Regions from separate parts of the Homo sapiens genome. Here region 2 is linked to region 1. Evidence: read pairs that join two places in POLR2A ChIA-PET (ENCODE). Cell type or tissue: OCI-LY7. All regions are shown on one strand.

Evidence for each region. Peaks named below come from ENCODE experiments on the same cell type or tissue, not always from the same donor. Only the 100,000 strongest peaks of a DNase experiment are listed, where the experiment ranks them.
Region 2: POLR2A ChIA-PET joins it to region 1 with 13 read pairs; 2 of 35 experiments call an interaction of 5 or more read pairs at or near these places.

The regions. Positions count from the first base shown.
Region 1 is chr11:56,025,579-56,033,578 of GRCh38, reverse strand. OR5AS1 (olfactory receptor family 5 subfamily AS member 1) reads right to left here and starts at 5,925. Exons shown (of 2, transcript NM_001001921.2): 1 at 5,867-5,925; 2 at 1-3,188. The coding sequence starts at 3,160. The coding sequence ends at 2,186. In OCI-LY7, no CTCF peak of the experiment used is centred here; no DNase peak of the experiment used is centred here.
Region 2 is chr11:55,934,416-55,942,415 of GRCh38, reverse strand. It overlaps OR5I1 (olfactory receptor family 5 subfamily I member 1), which reads left to right and starts at 6,016. Exons shown (of 1, transcript NM_006637.1): 1 at 6,016-6,960. The coding sequence starts at 6,016. The coding sequence ends at 6,960. In OCI-LY7, no CTCF peak of the experiment used is centred here; no DNase peak of the experiment used is centred here.

The DNA of each region.
Region 1 (8,000 bases):
AATCTAGAGAGGCAGTCTGGCTACAGAGGTTTTGCAGTGCTGCGGTGGGCTCCACCCAGTTCAAACTTCCTGGCAGCTTTGTTTACACTATGAGGGGAAAACTGCCTACTGAAGCCTCAGCAATGGCGGACTCTCCTCCTCCAACCAAGCTCGAGCATCCCAGGTCAACTTCAGACTGCTATGCTTGCAGGAAGAATTTCAAGCCAGTGGATCTTAGCTTGCTGGGCTCCATGGGGGTGGGATCTGCTGAGCTAGACCACTTGGCTCCCTGGCTTCAGCCCCCTTTCCAGGGGAGTGAATGGTTCTGTCTCGCTGGCATTCCAGGTGCCACTGGGGTATGAAGAAAACTCCTGCAGCTAGCTCAGTGCCTGCCCAAACAGCCACCGAGTTTTGTGCTTCAATCCCAGGGAGCTGGTGATGTAGGCACCCAAGGGAATCTCCTGGTCCGTGTGTTGTGAAGACGATGGGAAAAGCATAGTATCTGGGCCAGAGTGCACCCGTTCCTCATGGCACAGTCCTTCATGGCTTCCCTTGGCTAGTGGAGGGAGTTTGCCAACCCTTTGTGCTTCCCGGGTGAAGCAACACCCCACCCTGCTTCTGCTCACCCACCATGGGCTGCACCCACTGTCTAACCAGTCCCAATGAGATGAGCCAGGTACCTCAGTTGGAAATGCAGAAATCACCCACCTTCTCTGTTGATCTTGCTGGGAGCAGCAGACTGGAGCATCTCCTATTTGACCATCTTGCCAGCCACCAAACATAACTATGATATGCACTGAGAAATCTAAAAATTTGTGTGACACTTTACTGCGTCAGTTGCTTTATTGTAGTGATCTAGAAGAGAACCCACAGTATCTTCATGGTATGTCTATAAATATTAGATTATTTAATTTTCAAATCATATACATATACCAGTAATTTTACATATATAACTTTACTTAATACTCAAAACAATCCATTTCATTAGGTGCTATCTTATTGTCTCCATGTCCAAGGTTAAATTCAATATAACTAATCCAACCATTTATATTTTCATAATTATTACAAAATGCACACTTTTTTATTTCACATGTACATGGTGTATCACTTTAACTTTGTCAAAATAAGACAAAAAGTAAATAGAGACTTCAGACTGAAAGATCAGAATAAACCACAAAAAATCTGATAATTTAATTATCAAAATCGATTACAGAGTAAAAATTGTTTATACTTTAATTGCCTTGCATTGTAAATTTACAGAATAAAAGATCAGTGTAATTTTCACCTCTTCTTGAAGATAGAGCCTCAAAGACTATGTTAGCAACATGAATATAAATAATTAGGAAATTCTACAGTTTATAATCTTGATAGTATTCACAAACTTGTTTTTCACAATTACCCACTCTGAATGAAAAAGTAGGGAATTTCTTGCAGTAATCAACTTAGCCCAAAGACAATGTGATGTATCTTCATTCTGACTTAATAATAATGAGACTATTGCTACATGTCTTCTAATTTCTTGAGAACCAGTGAAACCACCATCAGTATCCCTAACAGATTATTGGTATTATAAAATATCTCTATTGACAAATGCTTTGTGAGTACAAATATAGACTCACTGTCCAAATAAAATAAGGCTGTATTTTCCCAGTCATTCATCTATCTATCCATCTATCCATCCCTCCATCCATACTTAAATTTATGTCTGAGGTTACAATATTTTGAATTTTTGAAATCAGACCTTGGCGATGACCTTGAGCAGTAGGATGCTTAGTGTTCCAATAATGGAACTCTATGCATAAATGGCCTAAACACACAGATAAGGAAGACATGCAGTATACCAGGTGCCAAACAGGTGGTGGAAAAAACAAGCCAATATACACATGCTCTGCTGCCAAGTAGCTTCTAATACCGATTGATTGACTGAAAAGTCAATATTTACCTTCAATACAACATCGTAAAGAACAGAATCAATGTACAAAGCATTTTAGAAACACTAATTGGATATAAATAATGACTATGTTTAATTAGGTAATGTTTTATAGAGTAGAATTGTGGAGAGAACATTTTTGGAAGAGAGGATGAAGCATTTTAATGCACTGAGTATAACAAGTTATCTTTATTTCTGAAAATGTGATAAATTTAAAATAGTTAACACATAAGATGTTCATGGCATAATTGCTGTTTATGAGATTGGAAGGGTAAGTTAGATATTGACTATTCTTAAACGATTTAAATACCATTCATTTGAATATCCAATTCTTTCTAATAGCTTTTTGAGAGCATTTTTCACATCCTTGTTTCTGAAACTATAAATTATTGGATTAAACATGGGAAATACAACAGTATAAAACACTGCCACCACCTTATCAGTGTCTAGGGAATAGCTAGTGGTGGGCTGTAAGTACATAAACAGGAGCGCTCCATAGAATAAGGTGACTGCTATGAGGTGGGAAGCACAAGTGGAGAATGTTTTGCTTCTGCCACCTGAGGACTTGATGCTCAACACAGTGATGAGGATGCAGAAGTAAGAAATAAATATTACCACAAAAGTGCTGGTCTGGATGAAGCTGCACAAAGCAAAGAGCAGAAGCTGGTTGATCTGAGTGTCTGTACATGATAAAGCCAGAAGAGGTGGGATATCACAGAAAAAATGATTGACGATATTGGAGCCACAAAATGACAGCCTGAATGTGAGGCACACATGGACCAGTGATGTTGTACTTCCACTGAAATATGCCAACACAATGAAGCAGACACAGACTCTCCTAGACATCAGTGTAGTATAGAGCAGTGGGTTGCAGATGGCTGCATAGCGGTCATAAGCCATTGCTGCCAGGATAAGGCACTCAGCATCAGCAAAAGAAGCGAAGAAAAACATTTGTAGTGCACACCCATAAGGAGAGATGCTTTTCCTGGATGCCAAGAAGTTTGCCAGCATTTTAGGAGTGATTGCTGTAGAACAGCTGATGTCTAAGAAAGATAAGTTGCTAAGAAAATAATACATGGGAATTTGAAGGCTTGAATTAATATTAACTAGAATTATTAAGAGTATATTTCCGACCATAGTTAATGTATATACCAGAAGGAATACCAAGAACAGTGTGACTCTGAGAGGTAGATAATCTGTGAATCCAACAAATAGGAACTCAGTTGGCATGGTGTAATTACTCTCCAACATCTTAGTTTTCTTGTTTTTCCCACTGGACCTAGGTAGTATCAGCAGATGTGAGTTAACTTGAGTTATGGATGAACCAAAAGTATCTTTATTCTCTCTTCTAAGGAATCAAATAGAAGGTCAGTAAAATCACAGAGATGTCATTTTTTGTAAATTTTGATTTTGATTTTGTCATTTGATTAAAGGAAGTATAATAATTAAAGATCACCATTGATAGCAGAAAATGTTATTTAGATGGTGGTGTTTTATAATATAGTACCTCTTTAAACGCGCTGCACTTTATGTGATGATAATAGTTTTTACAAGCTGAAAGGGATAAATGTAGCTCATGTAATGAGACCTAGTAGAATAATGAGAGTTGGCAAAATCTTTAGAGGCAAAGCTCTCTTTTTGCAACCCTAAAATCACATTCTTCTACATAAAGGAGAGTTGAGATAAAATATGAAAGAATGTCCATATTTAAAACTGTGTAATCACACAGAAGAATATCTGTGATGTTGGGAGGTTACTTAACGTGGTAGTTAAGAGCATGGTAATTATGGAAGAGATGGCTGGATTTACAACTTGGCTTTGCTATTTACTGTTTGTGTGACTTTGGTATAGTTATTTGACTTTCTGTGATAGTTAAGATGAATAAATAAATATTCCTAGTAAGTAGACATCCCTACATCACTTATGTGACTACACATACAAGTCACTGTGTGAGCGCTGATTAAATAAAATTTATTAAAAATAAATAAATTGACTCCATTTTGATTGTTTTGGGGTTTTTTTTGTCTGAACACCATGAAATATCCAGATCATTCTCAATATTCATCTTGTCTTTGACATCATAGATGCATTATTTGTTTTCTGTTGTAAAAATAAGTCGTGTGTGTGTGTGTGTGTGTGCTATATACAAATGTATTGTTTGGCATACTAAATCTTTTACTCATGCCCTATCATTGTTGCTTTCTTTTTCAAGATTTAGTTTACTTTCTAATCTCTGAAGTAAGCACTGTTTGGTGTGAGGTTCCAGAAACATTAGTATGTTTTGAAGGGCTGCATATGCGATTGGACTTCTAAACTGGTTCTGTAAGGACAAACATTGTATGGAAAAATGAAAAAATAATCAAGAACAAGAAAAGCTGAGATGATTTTAAATAAAATACAATGCGAATGGAATATTAAGCAGGAAGCTAGATCATTTGGAAGTGAGAAGTGTCTATGGTGAGTAACGTAGTGAGTAACTAAGGGAAATTATGAGATCTATTGTCTCTATCATGCCTGATAACCTCAGAACCTCCTTTCTCCAGCCAAATGGCAAGGAATCTTCTAAATGTACCGAAAAGAGAAGCCAGCCTTCTTTGTGAACTCAGATTTTTTAGAAGAGCAAATAACTTGACAGGGTAAGAATGCAATGTGTGTACCTAAAACTATAGTGAAGAAATCCCAACTCTGAAAAAATACTAGAAAAATGTACACATTTGCAAGCTTTATATAATATTCAAATCCTCACAACTGGATGTATATTTTCTCTATTATTCCTGGCCAACCCTAGCAAATTTCCACACTAACATTTCCGATGGGATGGCTAAATCGAATACACAGGCTCATCCAAACAAGTGACATTTCCATTAATGATTTTAATGAGTTTATATATTATATCCAAAAACAAGTTATGGGATCAAAGTCTTATTTTTCTTTCTTGAGTCCCATGACAACTACAAAACGATTTAAAGGGGTTTTGTAGTCAATTGTCCAGTGAGAGACTGAGCATCTCAAGACAACTTTCCTTTTCCTACAGGATTTATCTCACGCTGCTCTGAACTGAAATCAGAAAAATCTCCCAAAATGAGTTGGACCCCACTGGATCTTAGGGAAATCTCATTTGACAAACCTCCTATTTCTAAAAGATGTCTATTAATAAACTTTATTTGCTATTCTCTTTGAAGGAGATACGCAGATAGCAGAAATATTAGTACTGATTTCACTCAATCTTTTCTTTACAAATGGCATTGTGCTGAGCTTAAGCACACAGGATTTGAAGTTAGGCAAATGAGTATAAATAACCTCAGGTCCAAATATAATTTTCTAGAACTCATTGAACTTCTCTATGCCTAAATTATTTGTTATATTTAATTAGCATAATAATATATTATAAGACTGAAATCAAGATTGAACTAGGTAGCTTTACAGAGGTTGGTATGCTGTAGATGCATCAAAATGTATGTTATTATATATTATAATTATTACTATTAATGCTATTATGATTATTTAACAATTCAATATCTGACTTTGAAATGACAAATTCTCCTAGTTTGTTTTTATATGAACAAACACAAACAATTAACCACACTGCAGGTGAATATGTGATTTGTGCTTATAAAATCTGAGGTTTAGCATGCTGCTACAGAAAATTATTACACCATTGTTTTTCCAAAAATTCTTAATAGGCATAGTCAGCTTCCTTCTCATGGCAATAAGGTACACAACGAATTGGGCGTGACATTTTTTTTTCTAATTGCCATGGATAAGGTAAGCTTAGGTCTATGCTACCACCGTCTTCTGCCCACTCTTAGCCCACATACATACACAAACTGAAACACACCACACACACACACACACACACAGAAATAGCAGAGATACATTTTATCTGAGGCAAATTCATGGTCTTTGCTACATTCACAACAAACATTTTGTTAATGCTTTAGGGAAAAAATCACTTACCTCAGCACCATCAAGAACTTTGAATTTTATCACTTATTTTGCACAATGGGCTATCAACATTTTTCTCTAGGTTTTAGAAATAATTCTTATAAGGGATGAGTATATATATTCTAGTCTGTGACAAGTGAGACAGTGTCCCAAGATAATTTCCAATCCCAGTAGGGTGTCTGATAGTTAATTGTTCTCATCCTAGTGGTATAGGTATGTGGCTTAGCTGATTTCTCTTAAATGAAAAAAGGTAAAGGATAATAACACAATTGGCTATACTGTAACCAGTAATAACATAACCTGTCTTCATCATTGAGAGAGGTTTGATTAAAACAACAGTCTTTTAATTCTACCAGCCAAAAAAAAATTCTTCTGTAAATTCTTATTTCTATCAGTTCTCATTATGAATTCAGTTACTTAATGATACTTTGAAGTATTTAGTCATATTATCGAATTCTAAAGTACAAGCTCAATATATTGAGAAGAATCTCAGGCACTCTAATGTTTGGTTGCTTTTCCATTGTTGGAGTGTCTAGAAAGAAGTATGCCTTGAATGTTAAGCTACTAGAGTAAACACTGGTGATTCAGGCAACCTAGAGCAGTTGTGCCATTTCATGGCTATGGGACCTTGAACTACTCATTTAAACTAATGTTTACTAATTTTTAAATTGTGAATAATAATTGCACACATCAAATTCTTGTCAAGATTGAGATGACTCAAGGCCACTTGTTCAACAGATGGTACTTGTTCCATGACTCTACGTTTTCTCTAACAATTATAGCACTGTTTGCAACAGTATTTTTTAATACTTTATAACACTGCTCTAGATTGTAATGTTCTTTAAATGATTGATGATGGCATAGTCTATACCTTATGATTCTTAAGATTGACAGACTAGGGAGTGGATAAATACAGGATCCCACCTGGCTTCTCTTCTATACCTGGTAGGAAAATTGAAATCAGTTTTGTGGCTTCCAGAAGGGCTTTCTATTTAATAGGTGGACCTATGTTAGAAAGAGAAGGTTTAAACAAAGTTGTCAACCTTTGAGAGCATCCAGTAAATGGTTCAAAAATGCACTCATTCATATAGAAGATGAATGTAATCTCGAAAATTGAAAGCAGCTTATTCATGGGTTGTGTCCTTTATGTGGTAGGAAATATAAGGTTTAGAAAAAGATGCTTCCATGTAAGGAATCACAGAAAGCCCCCAGATGCCTGGACCTACAGAAACAAGGATTCTAAATTGCTGATATTTCCAGTTTTCCATATTATGTTTTGTCTTCAATATGGTGGATAACTGTGTCCTTTAATGGGATAATGAAAGGCAAATTGACTTTTTTCTTCAGAGGCTGAAATGTACAAATTTAGAGACTAATATTGACATTTTGTGTTTCTCCTGCTAAGAACAAGTAAAATGACTGAGGAAGTTTGCTTTCCTTTTGTGGGTTAGGGAGGGGGAGGAAATACTATACAGATTAAAAGCTACAAGGAGGGTACCATGGGCTGTACGGTAAGAAGACCACATCTGGAATGATAGTTTTAAATAGAAATAGATAGTTGATCAAATTAATAAAGAATAATTAACTCATATTTTTGAAGACTCATTTTTCTTCTGTACTGGCAAAATAAAAGAGCCAAATGTAATTACATTAGAAACTTAGCCATCTATATATTTTTAAATGTTAGTATTGTGCAGTAAAGGATAAACTCAACTATCTGGGGTCTTCAGAACTGGCCCTGACAACCTCTGAAATATCCTGTCTTCGAATATCCTGTCCGATAAGGGCATCTTTATATACTTTGGCTCAGTTTACACTCATGGTATGATTTATTCTGCTTGCCTGTTTTTGCGTACCTGGGGCTTCTAGGTTATGCTGTATTCATATGGGCCATTTGAAGACTACGTATCTAAGATCAGGTAAGTGGGTTCTCCATGCCCATGTGACTGACCCTCAATCAAACCCTGGAAACAATTATTTGGTAAGCTTCTGTGATTGGCAATATCCCATACTTGTTATCAGACAATACTCCTGGGAGAATTAAGTATTGCCTGTGTGATTCCACTTAAGAGGACAAGTGGAAGCTCGTACTTGGTTCTCCTGGAAACTGACCTATACACTCTTTTCCTTTTACAATTTAATCCAT
Region 2 (8,000 bases), 91 kb after region 1:
CCAAATAGTGACTACAAAAAAAAAAAAAAAGATATTCCCGAAGATTTCTTTCACCAGAGCGTTCAATCCTCTCTGTAATGAAGTTAAGGCTGATAAACTTAATCCGATCAGAAAACAATTAGGGTTTGATCATACTTATTGTTTCGGTAAGGTGCGGTATACCTCCAGTTCACCCTATGTCTAAGGCATGTTCCTTCCAGCTTGCACTTAAGAACTTGGACTTTCTATGGCTCCTCAACAAGAAGAGACTACAAGAATGTCCACTCTTGTGTTTTCAGAGGTTTCTGGCATCTTCAATCTAACATTACACACAGCTTTAAAATTTGGCAGATCTTGTGGAAGGAAGATAACTGTATTTGAGGCCCCACATGTATGCAGTTTGTGCACTCTAATCCCATGCAATTACCGCAATTTCTGCATGTTTTACAGACTCCAACTGATATAGTTTGGCTGTGTCCCCAAGTCACAATTCCTCCTGGGTTTTATATTTTCTTTAATTCTCAGAATGCAAATCCACTGCAGTTCTTTATGTCCTTAACACTAAGAGATTTGAGAGAATACCAGTTTGTTTTTCCAATATTTTCTATGTCTTTAGTTTATTACATGCCAAAATTTGAATTTAAAATATCGTGAATAGGAAGTCCTTCATTTGTTGGAGATCCTCCCATCAGTTTAGGTATTTCAGCACTACATAATTGCCAAAAACTGTGGACAAACCCACGTTCTATCTCTTACTCATACTCATAATTGATAAATACCTGCAGGGACATATGCAGGTCTTCAGCTGACTTCTAACTAGTTATACCTTTTTTTGAATTATACTCATTCTAGTACATGTGATGAGTGTATACATATGATGCAAAATCTAATTCCCCAAATATCATCAAAATAACAAGTTCATAAGAAAGCCATTTATTGTTTACCTTGGTAAGGGCTAATACAACCTCAAAAAGTTTTGACAGTGTCTTGGGGTAAGGAAAGGCAGGAAAATAATTTATTAATAATTGGACATTTGTTTTGAGTTTTTCCAAGCAAAGATTTGATTGGATTAGATCAAGATATGGCAGTCCAAGTTAATGGAAATAGAAGGCAAGGGCTTTGAAGCAAGGAATTGAAACAATCTAGGGAATAAACTTTCTTTCTGCTGATGTTTCTCATTGAATAATCCATGGGGTGTTCAGAAAATATTTGTAATGAGCAGCCAAAATATTTGCCTAGGCAAAATCTCTAAAAAAAAAATAAATAAAAACTAGGGTGTGCGAATGAAAATAAAGGAACTTCAGAGTCATAATAATGCGACTTCAGGTGTGTTTTTCATTCTTACCTTCTAGGTTGTGTATAGGGATAGACAGTTTCAGGTCTCAAAGATAATTATAATTTATTCCTTTTTTTCCCTGTAAATTCTCAGTGGAAGTGATAAACTATAATTAATTATTATATCCTACCTGAAGTGGTAGTCTCATAATTTTTAAAATATCTTTTTAAATAGAGATAACAGAGGCTATTTAATTATGTATATACTATGTATCTTTCTTCTATCAGTAATCCATACATGGCAGAAACCTGATCAGTTGACTATAAACCCGATCAGTTGACTATGCGATTAGCTTATATCAGATAATATAATGTTACATGTACCAGAGCCAAATTATCTTCAGTGTCTTCTCAGACCTAACACTAGCAGCCACTATCGTACTTCTATCTTCCAGTTGATCTGATGTTAAAAAGAAAAATCTCAACTATGTCTATATACCTAAAACCTGTGGTTTTCTAGAATACTTGAATAATAAGTACAATTGACTTATGTCATGTGAAATTTTCCCTTCCATCTTTCCTTGCCCTCCATGTCTCTTGGATACTAAGTCAGGGAAATTTAGAATCACAATAAAGAGTAGTGCAAAGTCCAAGAATTAAATAGGGATTGCAAGTGTTCTTCTGCAGAGACAACGCTACAGATACTGGAGAGAATAGTCTCTTCTTACAACCGTCTTACAGGCTTAGACCTCTGCCCACAGATTCTCATAAATCACTCAACCATTAGAATATTATATTATCACTTTCCTTTCCGAAGAGTAGGATTAGCAAAAGAGAACGGTTACTTTTTTCCTTTAATGAATGAAATTATAAATAATTAATTTTTAAAATTTAAATTTGTGATTTCTAAAGAAGTATATTCAAAAAACTAGATTTACGGAGTAAATTTTTAAAATGTTTTTCAAATAACTTCATTACCAAAATGATAATTACCTCAAAATTTTTTAAATGATAAATTCCTTGTATGAGCATATTATACTAAAATGACAAACTCTCATTTTTTCTTTATAGAGTTAACTTTCAGTTCACCAACCCTATCACTATATTTTCCTAAATCACAAAATAAGTTCAGTATTGTGTGCAGTTATATAGAAGGATCATACCACAAATAAAGAGGAAATATGAATTCAGATTTGAGCTCACAGTAACTGAGATTTTTTTTCAATAGTTAGAATGTACACAGTGGATTGAAGTTGTGAAATTATTTTCCTAAAAAATAATTAAGCTGAGGCTTCTGACCATGTTTTAGTAGGTTCATAAATGGATTTTTGCAATGGATATAAGTTTTAAGAAGATTTCCTCTGTGATACTCCAGATATAGGCATGATAAATAAACCTGCATTATACTGTGAAAATAAAGAGACTATAATTGGTGGGGCTGCACTAATTACAATTAGCTATTAACTACAGTTGTTTGAATGAAGCTATCTTATACAATGTATATCAGAATAATGAAGTTGATGATGACAACCTGTGTTTACTGAGATGACCTTGCCATTGTCCTGATACATTTTGGTACCAGGTGTTATAAAGTCCTCTGTCTTGTCAGAAAACATCTGGTGATACTAAGCTCTACAGAAGCTTTCAATGCCACAAAAATAATTCATTAATTTTCAGTACTAGTAATCATAAATAATATTTTTAGAGTTTCCATGTGGTTTTTGAGAAATTTAAATGGCAGTAGTTACAGTTTTAAATATTTGAACTATTTGTAAAGAACCTCCACAATAAAGACGGTCCTTTGTAGAATGCCAAGTGTTAAAAACAACCTCCTCGATATTACTGAAAATGAAAATTACCTCTTCAAATTAACACAACAGCATTTCCATGAAAATTATGAATGTGTTTCTAGAGAAAATATTTACATTGGCAATAAGCCTAGTAACTATTCTCTAGGAGTCTCTCAGAAATTAACATGCTTGGAATCCTTCAATTACTAGGTCCCCAGTGACATAAGAATTCATGTAAAAGCCCTTGGTTGTATTGGTGAAATTATTCCCTTAAGCAACTTGCAACAGTTCCTTCCTCAGTAAGTAGCTTCTGCGGTTATTGGACTGGCTTTAATCGTGCAAAAAAAAAAAAAATCAACTTTTGTTGGTCTGAGAGCAAGAACCACTGATTTGAGTACAAATAGTTTTGAAAGTACATTTATCATTCAATATTGTACTGACAAGGTAATCTATCTTTTATCACCCTTTCTGATATAGCTTCCACAGGGTCTAAAATGTCTTTTGTTTAAATAAGCCTTTTGTTACTGATAGGAGAACCAAAGCATATCTACCTACCTTATAACTTGAATTAACTTATTTTATAACATAAGATTGTTTTGTTATGTTTGGAAAGAACTTATTGAATCATAGTATGTTAGTAAGATTTATTTGTTAATTCCCTTTTAAAAAGAAGAATCCAAGAATCACTGTCTTTTCCTACCACTATCCTCATGCCTCTTCTCTTCCTTTTAATATTTCTCTAAATAGAATTTTTTGACTATCAGAAGGAATGACCAATGTGAAGTTGCCAAGAATACATGCCCCACATTTTTGGGAAGTATGCGAACCATAGAATGGTCATACTGTTAATATTCTCCCCGTCCTCATGCTTGCTTTCATGGGCTTTGATTTCATACACCCCTGAGTTTGAATTGCACTGGTCAACTACATGTTGAATGACCTTGAGATACTATCCTAAGCATTAATGTTCTCATCCAAAATATGGAGCTAATAAAAAGAATCCTGTTTATAGAGAACCAGTGTATCATGTGGCTTTGGAGTCAGAATTTTGGGTTCTAATCCTGTTTCCATCACATCCTAAATCTCAAATTCTCTCTTTCTTAGTTTCCTTCATCTGTAAGAAAAAGATCATAATGATAGTAACTCCATGGTAATTTTGTTAGTTTTTTGGTGACAATTAAATGAGTTATAGGTGAAGTGTTAAGAATATTGCATTACACATAGTAAGCATTATACAGGTGACAATTATTGTTAGTAAAATTTGACAGGTAGCTCTAGTCATAATCTAAGAATAAAATGGCAGCGTGGCAATCAAAACTAATTTTTGATGTTATCTACTGTATGTCAGTCTCCCTAAAGAATGACACATGGAAAGATAAGTAGGTAGATAAAGGGACAGAAAGGGGGGGCAGAACATTTTCCCTATTTAATCCATACAGAAACACTATGAGATATTTATTATCATTGTTGTAGTATAGATTAGGATAATTTATATTAAGTGGCACAAGGTCACACAGCCCCCATGCAGCCAAGATGGGCATCTAATCAAATTCCTCCTAAATCGAAGTGATGTCTTATATTGTCTAAATACCTTGACTATTTTCAAACAAGCAAAATGAGAATAACCACTGTCCTGCTGTAGTGCTGCATCTCATTCACACGCTTTGAGGTGATAACATAAGGCAGCACTTTGAGCACGTGATTAACCCTTCTGATTATCAATAGGCTTCTCAGTGTTTATGTCATTGGGTAGTTTTATTGCTTACATGAGATAAATAAATTGTCTTTAGCACTGTCATTGTCATAATATCTATTATGTAAATGAGGCAGTGACTCAAATATTTTTAATTCCCATCTTGGCCCTCTCAACATGAACTTTAGAGATTGATGCTTTGCTTGCTTTTTTTTGTTGTTGTTTTGTTTTTTACGTATTTCCAAGTCTATCCTTCATGGTCAAAATCAAATTATTTGTACTTCAAAGTCAAGTTAAAAATTTTTATAATTCTGTAAGTATTTTGAGACCTCAGAAGCAGTGTTTAACAGATTTTTCTGACTCAACACTTTGTATTATACTACCATAACAATAAATGCAACAATTGTTCTTTACTTATAAAATTTAATCAGTGATGATGCCATATATAGTAATGTTATTTAATTGCAAGTTAACATATAACTAAATGTTTTGCTGACTGTACTTGGTCAGTCCACTAATGTTTAATGAGCATTTCCAGGAAGCCAAGGAGTTCGATAAATGCCAGAAGTATTGAAACAAGTAGTTAACTAATTTTATCAGCTTAGTTTAGTATGTGAACAGGGTTTATGGAATTACACTAAGCTCTTTTCTGTCAAAAATATCCTCAGAGCTGGTATTTACTGACATTTGTTTTTATTTCGCTAAAGCTTCTGCTTTACAGTAAAAAAAAAATTAGCCGGCATATTTCATCACACCACTCTATTTACTCAGTCAAGAGACACAGCATACCGGTATCTATCAAATCCTGAAAACAAGAAGCAGATGTTCTAAAATTCTTATTCAAAGGAACACTCTATAAGTCAGTCCATTTTTAATAATATACATATTTTCTTTACTTAATGTGATCATCAGTCTGTTCATTAATTTATTACTTTTTTAATACTCTGGGCCAGTAATTGTTTAATATTTTGGGTGCAAAATGGTAAGCCAAATCAGACATGATCCATGCACATAGGAAGTCAACTGTTCAATGGAAGAAATAGTAATCAAATAAAATATAACCTGCAACCATGAAATATGATATTACTAAATTCTGAAATATATTTCTCAGAGTTTATAGTTCAAAAAAGTTTGAGCTTGCTTTCTTTATCTTATTGCCATTTATTTATTTTTAAACAATAAAATAACTTTATAATTACATCTAATTATTTTTCTTTTTTCATCATTATAGCATTGTAGGGTATTAGAAATTCTCATAAAAGGAAAACAACACAGAAGATGGAATTTACAGATAGAAACTACACGTTGGTCACTGAGTTTATTCTATTAGGTTTTCCAACTCGCCCTGAACTGCAGATTGTCCTGTTCCTCATGTTTCTGACATTGTATGCTATAATTCTGATAGGGAACATTGGATTGATGCTGTTGATCAGGATTGATCCTCACCTTCAAACCCCCATGTATTTTTTCCTTAGCAACCTATCATTTGTAGACCTTTGCTATTTCTCAGACATTGTTCCCAAAATGCTGGTCAATTTCCTCTCGGAGAACAAATCTATTTCCTATTATGGGTGTGCCCTGCAGTTTTATTTTTTCTGTACTTTTGCAGATACAGAATCCTTCATCCTGGCCGCCATGGCCTATGATCGCTATGTCGCCATCTGTAACCCTTTATTGTACACAGTTGTGATGTCTAGGGGCATCTGTATGCGGTTGATTGTCTTGTCATACCTTGGAGGCAACATGAGTTCCCTGGTTCACACATCCTTTGCCTTTATTCTGAAATATTGTGACAAAAATGTTATTAATCATTTTTTCTGTGACCTCCCTCCCCTGCTTAAACTATCCTGCACTGACACAACAATTAATGAGTGGCTCCTCTCCACATACGGCAGCTCAGTGGAAATCATTTGTTTTATCATCATCATCATCTCCTACTTTTTCATTCTTCTCTCAGTCTTAAAGATCCGCTCTTTCAGTGGGAGGAAGAAGACCTTTTCTACATGCGCCTCTCACCTGACTTCAGTGACGATCTACCAAGGGACTCTCCTCTTTATTTACTCACGGCCCAGCTACCTGTATTCTCCAAACACTGATAAAATTATCTCAGTGTTCTACACCATTTTCATTCCAGTGCTGAATCCGTTGATTTATAGTTTGAGAAATAAAGATGTAAAGGATGCAGCTGAGAAAGTTCTAAGATCAAAGGTAGATTCTTCATGAGATAAAGCATCTCAAGATACATCTAATTTCTCAATCACATACTGTAATTGGGAACTTACAACAACCTTACCTGTACACACACACAACCTCTCACACTAGGGATTTTATCAAGCACTTTGTTTAATGCAGCCAAATGAATTTCATAGTCCTAAAATATTTTTAAAATCATTTAAAAGTTTCAAAGTTCCTGCTAAATGCTAGTTATACTACTTTTCAGTTATTACTAGCTTGAGATTTATGCTAAAATCAATTTCATCAAGCCATCTTAAGGGATATAGTAAATATTTCAGAAAAGTATGCATGCATGTACATGTGCGTATCTATCTGTAGAATATCTCAGTTATAAGTGTAGATTACTGGATAACTGGATAAGAAAATAAGTCAGATTGCTTTGATTTATATGCCAGATCTATACTTGGCTAGTGAGTGGCATATTGAATGAGTTGCTTAATTTTTCTATGCCTCATTTATCTGTAAAATGGGATGAATATTGCACATATGCTATTGATTGTTTGATGGTGAACAGAGTTAATACAGTTAAGAGCTGAGAATAGTGCCTGGACATTATATACACTTACATGTTTGTTATAAGATATGTTTTTATAATATCTCACACTAATTAAAATGCATGTAATAAAATAAGATGATAGAGGCTAGAATGTTAGAAAAGCAATCATAAAAAGCCAAATAATATTTTTTAAAATGCAGGTGATAACATGTTGATAACTTTCTACATCCAATGTATCATAAAGCAATTTGGAAACATTTTCTTAGTGGCTTGAGCAATATAGGTTAATTGCAATGCAAAATATTTGTTTTACTATCTCTTGTTTTTAAATACACCAATGTGTTACTGAATGTGAGGAACGTTCTTTGCTGGAATCTCAGAAAAAGAATACTATCTCTAATTTATTACACTATCGTAATTGTATCCTCATAGGGAGATCAATCCAGTACTGTGGTAGAAAACCATGCATGAAATGTGTGTTTGAAAATTCTAATTGAAGGATGTGTAGAAGTATGTGTATTATTACAAAATG